2 separate regions of the Homo sapiens genome follow, and region 1 is linked to region 2. Evidence: read pairs that join two places in POLR2A ChIA-PET (ENCODE). Cell type or tissue: A673. All regions are shown on one strand. Each heading gives the region's core, and the rest is flanking DNA. Links, peaks and the distances in the headings are about the cores only.

Region 1 (5,395 bases), core at 286-5,285, 610 kb after region 2:
GTCTACAAGGTCCACTTCCTTCTCTCAACTGAGGTTTTTCCTATAACCTCAAATAATTCATAATCTCTCCTACAAAGGTAAGACTTATTTATTTAAAATGCAGCTGAAATCACTTTGTATGTTTAATTTCTACATATTACTGACTCCCTCACCAGATCATAAGCACTTTGAATACATGAACTAATATTTCATTTCTTTATTTTGAATGGTTATAGTCAATACAGTGCCCTATGAATAATGGTGTTTAATACTGACACCATATTGATGAGAAGATGGACAAACTTCCTTTGTGAACCACGAGATAAATCTAGAATACTACTAAAGATATAGAATGTTATAGGAAGTGCCCAAAACATACTAGCATTGAAATTGCAGATAAATGAATGACAATTCTGGGACAACACTATCCAATAGAACTTTCTGAGATGAGGGAAATATTATGTATCTACACTCTCCAATATGGTACTCACCAGCCACATGTAGCTGTTGAGCATGGGGTGTGACTGAATTTATTACTTTAATATGTCTAAGTATAAATAGCCACATTTGGCTGGTGGCCTCCATATTGGACAGCACAAAGACACTTCTTTTGTGTGTGTGTGTGTGTGTGTGTGTGTGTGTGTGTGTTTGTGTGTGTTTTTTTGTGTGTGTGTGTTTTTTTTAATTTTTTTTTTATTATACTTTGATTAGTAGACTACTCTTTGAGTTCTAAGGGCTAGTGTAATAAAGGATTAGGGTCATTTTTCCACTTTCCTGATGCTTTTTTTTAATTCCTGGCGCACTGTATTAATAATGGTAGAGCAATGCTACCCAGAGTGGTCTATAATTCAGACCATGCAAGGAATTGTTTGTTACTAGTCCATGACAAATTAAGTACAGAAATTGAAAGTAAGCATTTAGAAGACTTACAGCCGCTTGATATTGACATAGCATTCAAATGTGGAGTCAGTGAACTCAACGCATTAAACAAGGCACTTTGAATATTATTAAACCTGCACAGTATCATCTGGCATATAGCAGTAGGGCCAAATATTGGTCCTTGGAAAATCAGAAAATTTTAATAGCTGCCTCGTATAGGACAGCTACAGATAGTTTAAAAAGTCCATGTATAGAGAACTAGAAATCAGAGGCCAAAATTATAGCCTATTCACCATAAATCAGCCAAGTTGTATAGACCAGACCTTTCAGAAAGATACGACTCAAAAATACAAGCACTCTTATAAACTATAAACTCCAGCCTTCTCAATTTGCAAATTAAAAAAACAAGTACTAAGAAGATGTGACATACTCAGCTACTTACATCAGAGCTTGAAGAACTTTCCTTCTAGCTCTCAGGCAACCTCTTTTTCCACTATGCTAAATGGATTTGGACCAAGAGAGATCTTACGATTCCCTCCCACAACAAATGGAAATCTGAGAATATTACTACAACACTTCCATAAAATCCACCATACAGTCAGCTTGTGCCTGTACCAACTGAGGCTTTTCTCCCCTTTTTAATGGGTTGTCACATGATGAATTTAAAAGAAAATCAATGCAAACAAGGTATCCACATGGCTCAGTGCATATGGAAAAATGAATCAATGAAAACCACCCTTATACTAAACTTTTAGATTTGAACAAGGTATTGATTAGTTTTCTTTGTTTTGCTGAGCCATAAAAGGATGCTTCATATTTTGATTTCTGTCTTTGAAGTGTTCCTAGATAGTAGGCAAAAAATGGTAATAAACTGTTAACAGCTTAGGACTTCCTAAAAGGAGCCCAGAAAGAATCCAGCCAAGCAGTATTCTCTGCATTGGAAATAGGGCAGGGCTTAGTATTGAATGTGTAAGGGATGGCATTGGCACTCTAGCTAGATCCTCTTTATAAGCAGGTGCTTTCGATTCCCAGCCACACCTTTCTCTGAAAGATTGCCTTGGGCCACAGGAGCTATCTGGCATAAGAAGTTATGCCTCTTTTCCTTCTCCTGTCTCCAGGAGGTGGGGGCATTCAGCTGCCAAGAATGGACTGATCAGGAGTTTCAGATCTCCTGTGTCTTTTGTGTGTTTGGATATGGGGGTACAAATGTCTGGCCCCTTTGCCCAGAGGCAGGATTTACTGTGTGGTGCTCTGGAGCTCCTCTTTATAGGATAAGGCTGAAACCATATCTGTGCTGGCCCCATCCCTTCCCTTTTTCTGCTTCCTCTCACTTGCTTACAGATTTCTCCTAAGAGCACACCCTCAATAAATCACTTGCACAAGAATCCCCATCTCAGAGCACTGTTTTTAGAGAATGTGACCAACAACAGTGTATGCCAACTGAAGACATTAAAAAGCTATTTTCTATTACCTCAAATATTTTGTCCTCTGGCTTGATTCAAATTCAGAATAATATTTAATTATCTTATTATTCAAAAAGAGAAAACTAAGAGATATCTGAATTTTTTTATGCCTTTGAAAAGACTCTTGTCTCCTAAGTTTGGACTCCTTATTATCGTTGATCACTGATTTCAGAGCAAAACTTCTGCTCTATTATAGAACATGTAGCTATTTCTGAGTTTGTGTTAATTGCTATTTCTTATCTGATGAGCCCATTGTAAAAGTTTTTTCGCAAGAACTTAAGAAATTTCAAGTACATAAATAATTTCTTATGCAAATACAAAATACCTCATATTTTTAAATCTATGGAAAGTTTTAATATGTTATTTAGTGAAAGAGTTAATCAAATGTTTGCCCTTTGGGGCCATGTGAGGGAGCCTGCTTTATTAATTTATGATAAATAAAAATTTGTATGAAATAACAAATAAGAAAATATAATTTTCAATTTTATATTCAAATCATATCAGTGGCTCAGAAAATGGAATTTATTAGGAAGAAATCCTATCGCTCTTTGCATAATTTTCTGGTGCTGAAACATGAGAAAAATCTGGCTGCTCATTACTATATCCTGGTTTAACATTGCTTTCAAATGCTCATTCACCAACCTAAGCTTTTTTCTTTCCTGTATCTCTGTGGAGTTCTCATAAAATATGCACTTAAGCTAATGTAAAAATAATGCATTCTTCCATTATGCTCCAAATCATTTCACAGTGTCATGTGTTTGTTAATAAATTCAGTTGTCAGTCATCTCCTTTGGTAGCTATTTCCATTAGAGATTTAGCTACCATTTAGTGGTGGTGGAGTCACTAAAATTCCAATCACTATCTTCAACAATGTTTTATTTCTCTTTATTTTATTCATCCATGTGACCCAATTTCTTATTTCATCAAGAAATATCTAATAAATGATGTCTTTTTTTCTTCTATTTCTTCCTGAAATCATAATAGCACTGCAGAACCCCTTCTTTATTTGCAGAATTCCCAGAATAAAATTCTGTGGAATGGTCACTTGGGGTAAATACCACTGAACAAGAAATTTTCTATGGCGTTGAACAAGAGCAGAATCATTTGTGATCATTTTTAACTTTCATCCTGTGCTGATGGGGCCTATGGTCTTCTAAAAGCTAAACAGAACAAGACTTTCCAACAGAGAAAATATGAAATATACATTTTGTGGATGATAAAACAAATATTTATTGTTAGTCAACGTGATTCAAAAAATGCAGTCTCTACATTCAAATGGATCAAATCAGAAAAGAGAAGACAAAAAGACATAAGCAATCCTAATACAATGTGATTAGTCCCAGATGTCTGGACAAGACTCTCTGGAAGCAGAGAGGTGAGGAAAACTTGCCCATTTGCTGTTTGGAAGAGACCGAGGGAAAGGTCACAGAAGATTACTAGTTGAAGTGGTTTGTATACTTGTATTGAAAAGGGCAGTTTTAAAGATACCGACCCTACATTATTTAATTCCCACATCTATCCTTACACTACTTAGGTATCTCTCTGTCAAGAATCAATCTTGTTCGAATTTTTTATTTCTCTATCCTAACTACTTCTCTTCCATATCCACCAACTTACTAAGGATTAGGTAAAATCTACTACTGACAGGAAAGCCAAAAATAACAATGGCTTAAATGAGATGGAACAGATTTTCTCAGCTGGTGGGTCATAAAATGAACTGTTAATCAGAATCTGTAACACTAGTTTTTCCGTCAGCATCACCTCTCCTGCCAAATGGTATTGAGTTGGGTTTGTACAAAGACAGTCCTTTCTGTTTCTAGGGTCAGACTGCAGCTCTACTTCCCATAGCTATACTCAAAAGATTATAAGATGGGCCATTCAGAATGTTTATACTTATATCTGGGAAATCCAATTCCTACTGAAGTCTAAAGAGATCTGTGTCAGCTCTAGGTGCTCTCTTTTGATGGGCTGGATTTGGCAAATGTACATTCTAGTCTGGGCTGAGGCTGGAGTTTTTGTCGTTGAAAAGGAAATAAAATCTTCTGCCTTTTGCAAACTTTGACCAGAATTCATGAAGGAATAAATATATATTTATAAGCAATGATTACGCATTAGCTGATGTTCAGAAAATTAAGAGAAGAGAAAGACTTTCACACAAAAGAAAAGCTTGTGCAAGACCTGAACCTTGAGAATGTACATGTTAATCATAGTAAATGCAAATTCCCAGTGCAAAGAGCAAAAATCAACTTTGGGCAATATTGGTTACAGTAAATATGAATGTTTTTCTCCTGATCACCAAACTGGATCGTATATAAAATGTAGTTGATGCTGAGGGTTGATAACTGAGTTATCAGCTTTCTGGTATGTTGGAGAAATCATGCATTTAGAACATAACACTGAGTTTATTAAATTCATCGTGTTTTTTTTTTAATTACTTTTTAGAGATGGGGTCTTACTCTGTTGGTCAAGCTGGAGTGCAATGGTGCTGTCACAGCTCACTGCAGCCTCCAACTCCTGGGCTCAAGCAATCCTCCCACATCATCCTCTTGAGTAGCTGAGACTACAGGCATAACCCCACTCCTACTTTAAGTTTGCAGTTTAATTAGTAGCAAAGGCATTCATAGACCCTTAAAATTATAAAACGATATACAGTTGTTAAACAAGAAAAAGGAGAGATAGACAGACAGACAGAGAACTATTCAAAACTCCAAACTTCCAATATTGAACATCTCTGGATGTTTGTGGATACTGTAAGTTTTTCATATTTTTGTTAAAAAAAAAAAAAGCAAACATCACTAACAAGGAAGATAGTCCCAAAGAGTTCTGGACTGATTAGAAATCCAGAGAGTAGCTGATTCTTGCCTCATATGAACTAGAACAAGTTTGAGGAACTAACAAATAAAATTTTTTCCTGAAATCACATGCTTGTTTTTCCATAAGACAACAATTAAAGAAAAAAATTGAAAAGAAAAAAATGGTAATTTGCATCATTCTTTTGGAATTTTGAGGAACATTGAATTTATTTATTTATTTATTTATTTTTGCTAAAGAGTTATTAGAAGACACTGTCCATT
Region 2 (5,395 bases), core at 338-5,337:
CTGATGCGTTCCCACAGTAAACTGCAAGTTTATCCATTCAAAGAGGGAACCCGTGACTTGTCTTCCACTCTCCCTGACACTCTTCCTGATATAAGTACGTGGCATTTTTCAGCCTCTCTTCCTGGCAGTGGAACTCTCCTGGCTCATTCCCTCCAATATCTAGTCATATGCTAAGTTTGATCAACCTGATTTGGTAGGTCCTGTATAAGATTCTCAAACTCTCATTTCCAACCCACTTTCTTACTTTTTCAATGACCATAGTCAGATATTTTGCCTTAACAACAGCTCCATAGTACCAATCACTTTGCCTTGTAGGGGTTTTAAAAATAATCATTCTTTTCCAACCTGCTTGAAATATGACAGCTCCTAAATCAATAAACTAGAGTTAGGTGGCAAAATACTTGATTCCCAACAATGAAACTCAGGTCCAGAGTAGTGTCACATTTGTTAATGTAAATACCCTCACCATATGTGCATATGTGTTTTAATGAAGATTAGACCCCAAATTTTAGGGCAAATTTATCATAATTATTTTAGGGGAACAATTATTGTGATTCTGGCAGTGGGAAAGTGATCTCTGAAGGACCAGATGACTGTGTATGGTACTGCCATCTATCACTTTACATGGTAGACTCCTACCAAACTTTCTTCCTGCACTAAGCTGACACTATCTCCTTGTGGAATATGTAGAGTGTTGGCTCTTCTCTGATTCCTTCAGTTCCAGGGAAAAAAGAGGTTTCCAAATATAATAAATATTTCCCATGTTGAATAAAATATTAGCAGAAAATATTGTTCATGTTCTATTCTCCAGCTTTAGGATTTTAGTTTCATAGTCATATTTTACATATTTTTACTAAGGTTTGGTAACAAGCATCAAAACAATCCAAGTAGTGGGGTGAGAGATACACTATATATCTCTGGTCAGAGTGTCAACCTGATTTGTATGCAGCAGAACACAATTTGTGGTCTACTGAATCCCCTTGTAATTATGCTCTCTTTATATATCTCAGGTTTTCTTTAAATCATTCTTTAGTAGGGCATTGTATTTATAGCAGTCTGTAAATTTACATGGAAAAACCCCAATAAACTTTACATAAATTGAGAAATATTTGAAAGCAAATAGAAGTGCTAGACAGTGCCCTTAGATACCTTGTAGTTTAATGTTAACAAAATAAAATACAATCAACCAAATTCTGATGGAGCAGCATGTCATCAACAATGACATTTCCAAACCTGATGTTACTGATAGGGGTTTTATTAGTTAATTAAATGTGTGCAGACTACATGCAGTGTTGCAGATAATGTAGAAGAGGACATGCATGCTTCATTGCAGCTCAATTTCCTTTCTAGAAGTTATGACGATATTAAATTATTTAAATTTCTAAAATGAGCCACCCACATTCCTCCAATCTTTTTATTGTAAATTTCTATCCACTTTTCACTAAGATGAATTTGTTTACAGTTTATTTTTGATAAGTCTTGCAATACTTTTTGGGGAGTGTTAGGGGAAAGAAACTCATTCAAATTGAGCAGATTTCCAATGATTTGCAATCCATTTATTTGGGTAGACTTGAAATACAACAGGGACATTCAAAAGTTTGAGCAGTAATTTATGCTATATTTATACATAAGCCAGATTTCATTCCCAGAATTTCTGTCTCTCCTATGGTTTTTTGCTCTGATTTATGAATTTATTTGTAATAAAATCAGGTAAGTCAAGCATTTATTCTAAACTCCTAGTCTGTTTTTTATAACTTACACAATTCGTACACTTCCAATTATTAATTACTTCAATTATTCATTCAGCAAATATTGACTGTCTTAGAGATACAGTGGACACTATTCTTAATGCTGGGAATGTGCTGGTGATTACAAAACCAAGTCGCAACACATGCAAAGCTCATTTACTCTTTATGCTTTTCAACCTTAAAATTTTATCATCACCAAAAAACATTTCTTTGCTTAGTTGATATGGCAGTACCAGAAGTTAGGTGAAAAACAGGTGCACATTCAGAATACCTACTGTAAGAAAGAGCTTACCTTACAAAATACTATCAGAAAGAAATTCACTCTTTGTTAAATAATAGTGTCAATTGTGTGGACAATTATTCTGATGCTAGTGATGAAATATCAAAAAGAGAAGCAAGGAATATCCCTAGTTTCATTTTTGGCATTATTTTTGTCATACCTCTTTTTATCATTGTTAGCTTTGCTAGAGGTTTGTCTGTTTTATTGCTGTTTCCAAAGATTCAGCTTTTTGTTTCATTGATAATTCTCTATTACATTACTGTTTTCTATTTCGTTGGTTTCTGCTTTTTATTATGCCCTTTGTTTGTCTTATTTAGGTTTACTTTTCTTTTTCTAGGTTTTTGAAGTGGGTGCTTAGATAACTGATTTGAGACTTTCCCTTTTTTCAGTGTATGCATTTCCTTTCGGCAGTGTTTTAACTGTGTGCCACAAATTTTTGATATGTTCTATTTTGAGTTTAATTCAGGTTAATGTAATTTTTGATATCTCTTGCAACTAACTGCCTCTTTGACCCATAGATTATTTAATAGTGTGTTGCTTAGTTTCCAGGTGTTGGGAGATTTCTTTCTGTTATCCTTCTATTCTTGATTTCTAGTTTGAATCCATTGTGGCTAGAGAATATACTCTGTATATATTTAATTTGTAAAAATTTGTTGAGGATTGTTTTATGACCCATAATATAATCCATATTGGCATATATTCTGTGAGCTCTTGAAAAGAATGTGTAATCTGCTTTGTTGGGTATCCTATAAATGTCACTTCGATCCTTTTAGTTGATAATGTTATTGATTTATTCTATATCCTTGCTTATTTTCTGTCTAGATGTTCTATCACTTGTGAAAAGATGGTTGTTAAAATCTCAAACTGTAATTATTGAATTGTTTATTTTCCCATTCTATTGTCCTTTTGCTTCAAATACTTTTGTAGCTCTGTTTTTTGTTGCAAACACCTCTATGATTGCTTTGTCTTATTGCTAGTTCTTTTATCATTATGCAATGTTCTTCTCTATGTTCAATAATTGTCTTTGCTCTGAGTCTATTCTATCTAATATTAAAACTCCCTCCGTCCCTCCCTACTCCTTTGCCTCCCTTTCCTCCCTCCCTCCTTCCCTCCCTCCCTCCCTCTCTCCTTCCCTCCTTCCCTCCTTCCCTCCCTCCCTGCTTTCCTTCCTTCCTTCCTTCCTTCCTTCCTTCCTTCCTTCCTTCCTTCCTTCCGTCCTTCCTTCCTTCCTTCCTTCCTTCCATCCTTCCAGCACCTTTATTAGGAAGACTGAAATGATAGTATGCTGTCTTAAAAAGCTTGGTTGTAAAAGGAAGGACTTGAAAATTTCCTTTCTCATGTCCTCAAAGACATGGATTTCATTTATATGCACCTTGGTCTTTCCTCAGACCTCTAACTTCAGCCTGGAGTTGAGCAGAAACCCAGCTTAGTTTCCCTCAAATCATTCTTATTCTCCAGACATGGTGCTGCACCTTTGAACCAACAAGCAGGTTACTGGTAGTATACTTCTTAATTCTGAAGGCTTTTCATTGTTATACAGGAACAAGCTACACCTGAATCAGAAAATTATTTAGTTAGCAAAGCATCCAAAACAGCCAAAGCTATTCTACTTATGGTTGTTAATGGACAGTCTAAGAAAAGCTAAGCAAATGTCATCTGTAGGCATTTGCTGTACCTCAGACTCTTATGGGACAGGTTTGCAGACTGTTTCCCAGTTCCCCAGTGGGTTCATAATTGCTGACTCTTTGCACTCTCCTTTGATTAATGTTTGCATAATATATGGTGATTGAGGTTTCTGGCTCCCCATATGGCCTTCACTGGCACCATAAAAGGAGAGATGTCCCTGTAACTGCTGAGTGGTGATAGAAGTGCCTACTCTTTACTAGACATTGTCTCATACCTCCCTAGTGAGAAGAGAGAGGGGTGCCTCATTATTGGTGGGTGGGGGTAGAAGTATGGGCTCCTCGTGTAGTCTCCATTGACACTACAGATTATGCTCTAACATTATCAATAATCACATTAAATATAAATGGTCTATATATTAATATATTGATGAAAAGCCAGAGATTGAGAGAATAGATTAAAAAGCATAATCCAACTTTGTACTATCAGCAAAAATTCACTGCAATTACAATAAATAAACTTGTTAAAAATAAAAGGATGGGAAAAGATATACGATGGAAACATTAATCAAAAGGAAGCAGGAGTGGCTATATCAAAGGATAAGTACATCAATAAAACAGCAATCCTAAATGTTCGTGTATCAATAATAGGATACTTTTAAAACTTTTCTGTTGTGACTTACATTGTTTTATTGCTTTTCAAAAGCAAAGAAAAAATGGAGTTTTTGTTGGCATAGTCTATTATTTTTATTACAATACTATTAGTAGTCACAGCATGTAAGGCTATTAATAAATGAAATACTCGTAGGTGATAATCATGTTTGGATATTCTAGTTTGAGCAGAATTAGAAGCTCAAAAGTATGCTGAGTTTGTTCACATTTGCTATTGTTTTAACCACATTTGAAGCAACAGTTTAAACGTTTTTTTGTCACTTGGGAAAACTGTCAGTACTCTATAAGGAGGAATGAAAATACCAGAACTATAAAAAGAAATGTTCAAAAGCTTCAATCAACTTTTATAATATTTCCAGCTTTAAAATTATCATTATTAAATTCATATCTATCAAGACAGTGTATTTCAAATCATCAGTTTTTTCCATGGCCTGCTGTATTCAAGCTAACTGACAAGTGATTATGTAGGTTGTATCATTATTATATTTTTTAAAATGCCAATAGACATCCCCCCAAAGCAGCAAGGAACTACTTTTCAAATTCACTTAAATGACACACGTTATTCTGTCTGTCTCTGGCAGCTCTTCATTCCTGCCCAGAGTTTATGGGTAGATGCCTTTAAATTGTGGAGGAGACCGAGTACAATGCTGCATTCATTATTCCAGACAGTTGTCATCATACTGAAATGAAAACTCCTTTTAAAATTTTAATTAAAATCCTAGAATTGGCATGCCCTTTGGGTTTCTAGATAATGTAAAGGTTTTTGAACTATCTGGAAATGTTAAAAATTCATGCAAACAGAGGTCCCCTGATAAAGAAATAGAGCCTTCTGCCGCTATTCTTTACATATGACAAACATAAACACCCCAACTTAAATTTTCCCTTTTCTTCCTTGAATAAGGCAGATTTATAAAACAGTCTCATAACTGGAATGTATATTAACTTGTTAGAATCATTGATTTAAAACTGTTCTATTCTTTACGCAAGGGAAAAATAATGCTGGATTTCTCAGTTTCAAGTACAGAAGATCCAACTCAATAAGGATGTTTATTGTTAAATAATCAGAAATCTAG

The links. ChIA-PET counts read pairs that join two places held together with the same protein. Peaks named below come from ENCODE experiments on the same cell type or tissue, not always from the same donor. Only the 100,000 strongest peaks of a DNase experiment are listed, where the experiment ranks them.
Region 1: POLR2A ChIA-PET joins it to region 2 with 15 read pairs; 1 of 35 experiments calls an interaction of 5 or more read pairs at or near these places.

What each region holds. Positions count from the first base shown.
Region 1 is chr13:93,978,692-93,984,086 of GRCh38, forward strand. The region is part of intron 3 of GPC6 (glypican 6); the gene reads left to right. Among named protein-coding and RNA genes, the nearest start is that of GPC6-AS2, 120 kb to the left of the region's middle. In A673, for the core only: no CTCF peak of the experiment used is centred there; no DNase peak of the experiment used is centred there; H3K4me3 peaks cover 266 bases; H3K27ac peaks cover 546 bases.
Region 2 is chr13:93,365,148-93,370,542 of GRCh38, forward strand. The region is part of intron 1 of GPC6 (glypican 6); the gene reads left to right. Among named protein-coding and RNA genes, the nearest start is that of GPC6, 140 kb to the left of the region's middle. In A673, for the core only: no CTCF peak of the experiment used is centred there; DNase peaks (open chromatin) are centred at 3,244, 3,354 and 3,804; H3K27ac peaks cover 3,270 bases.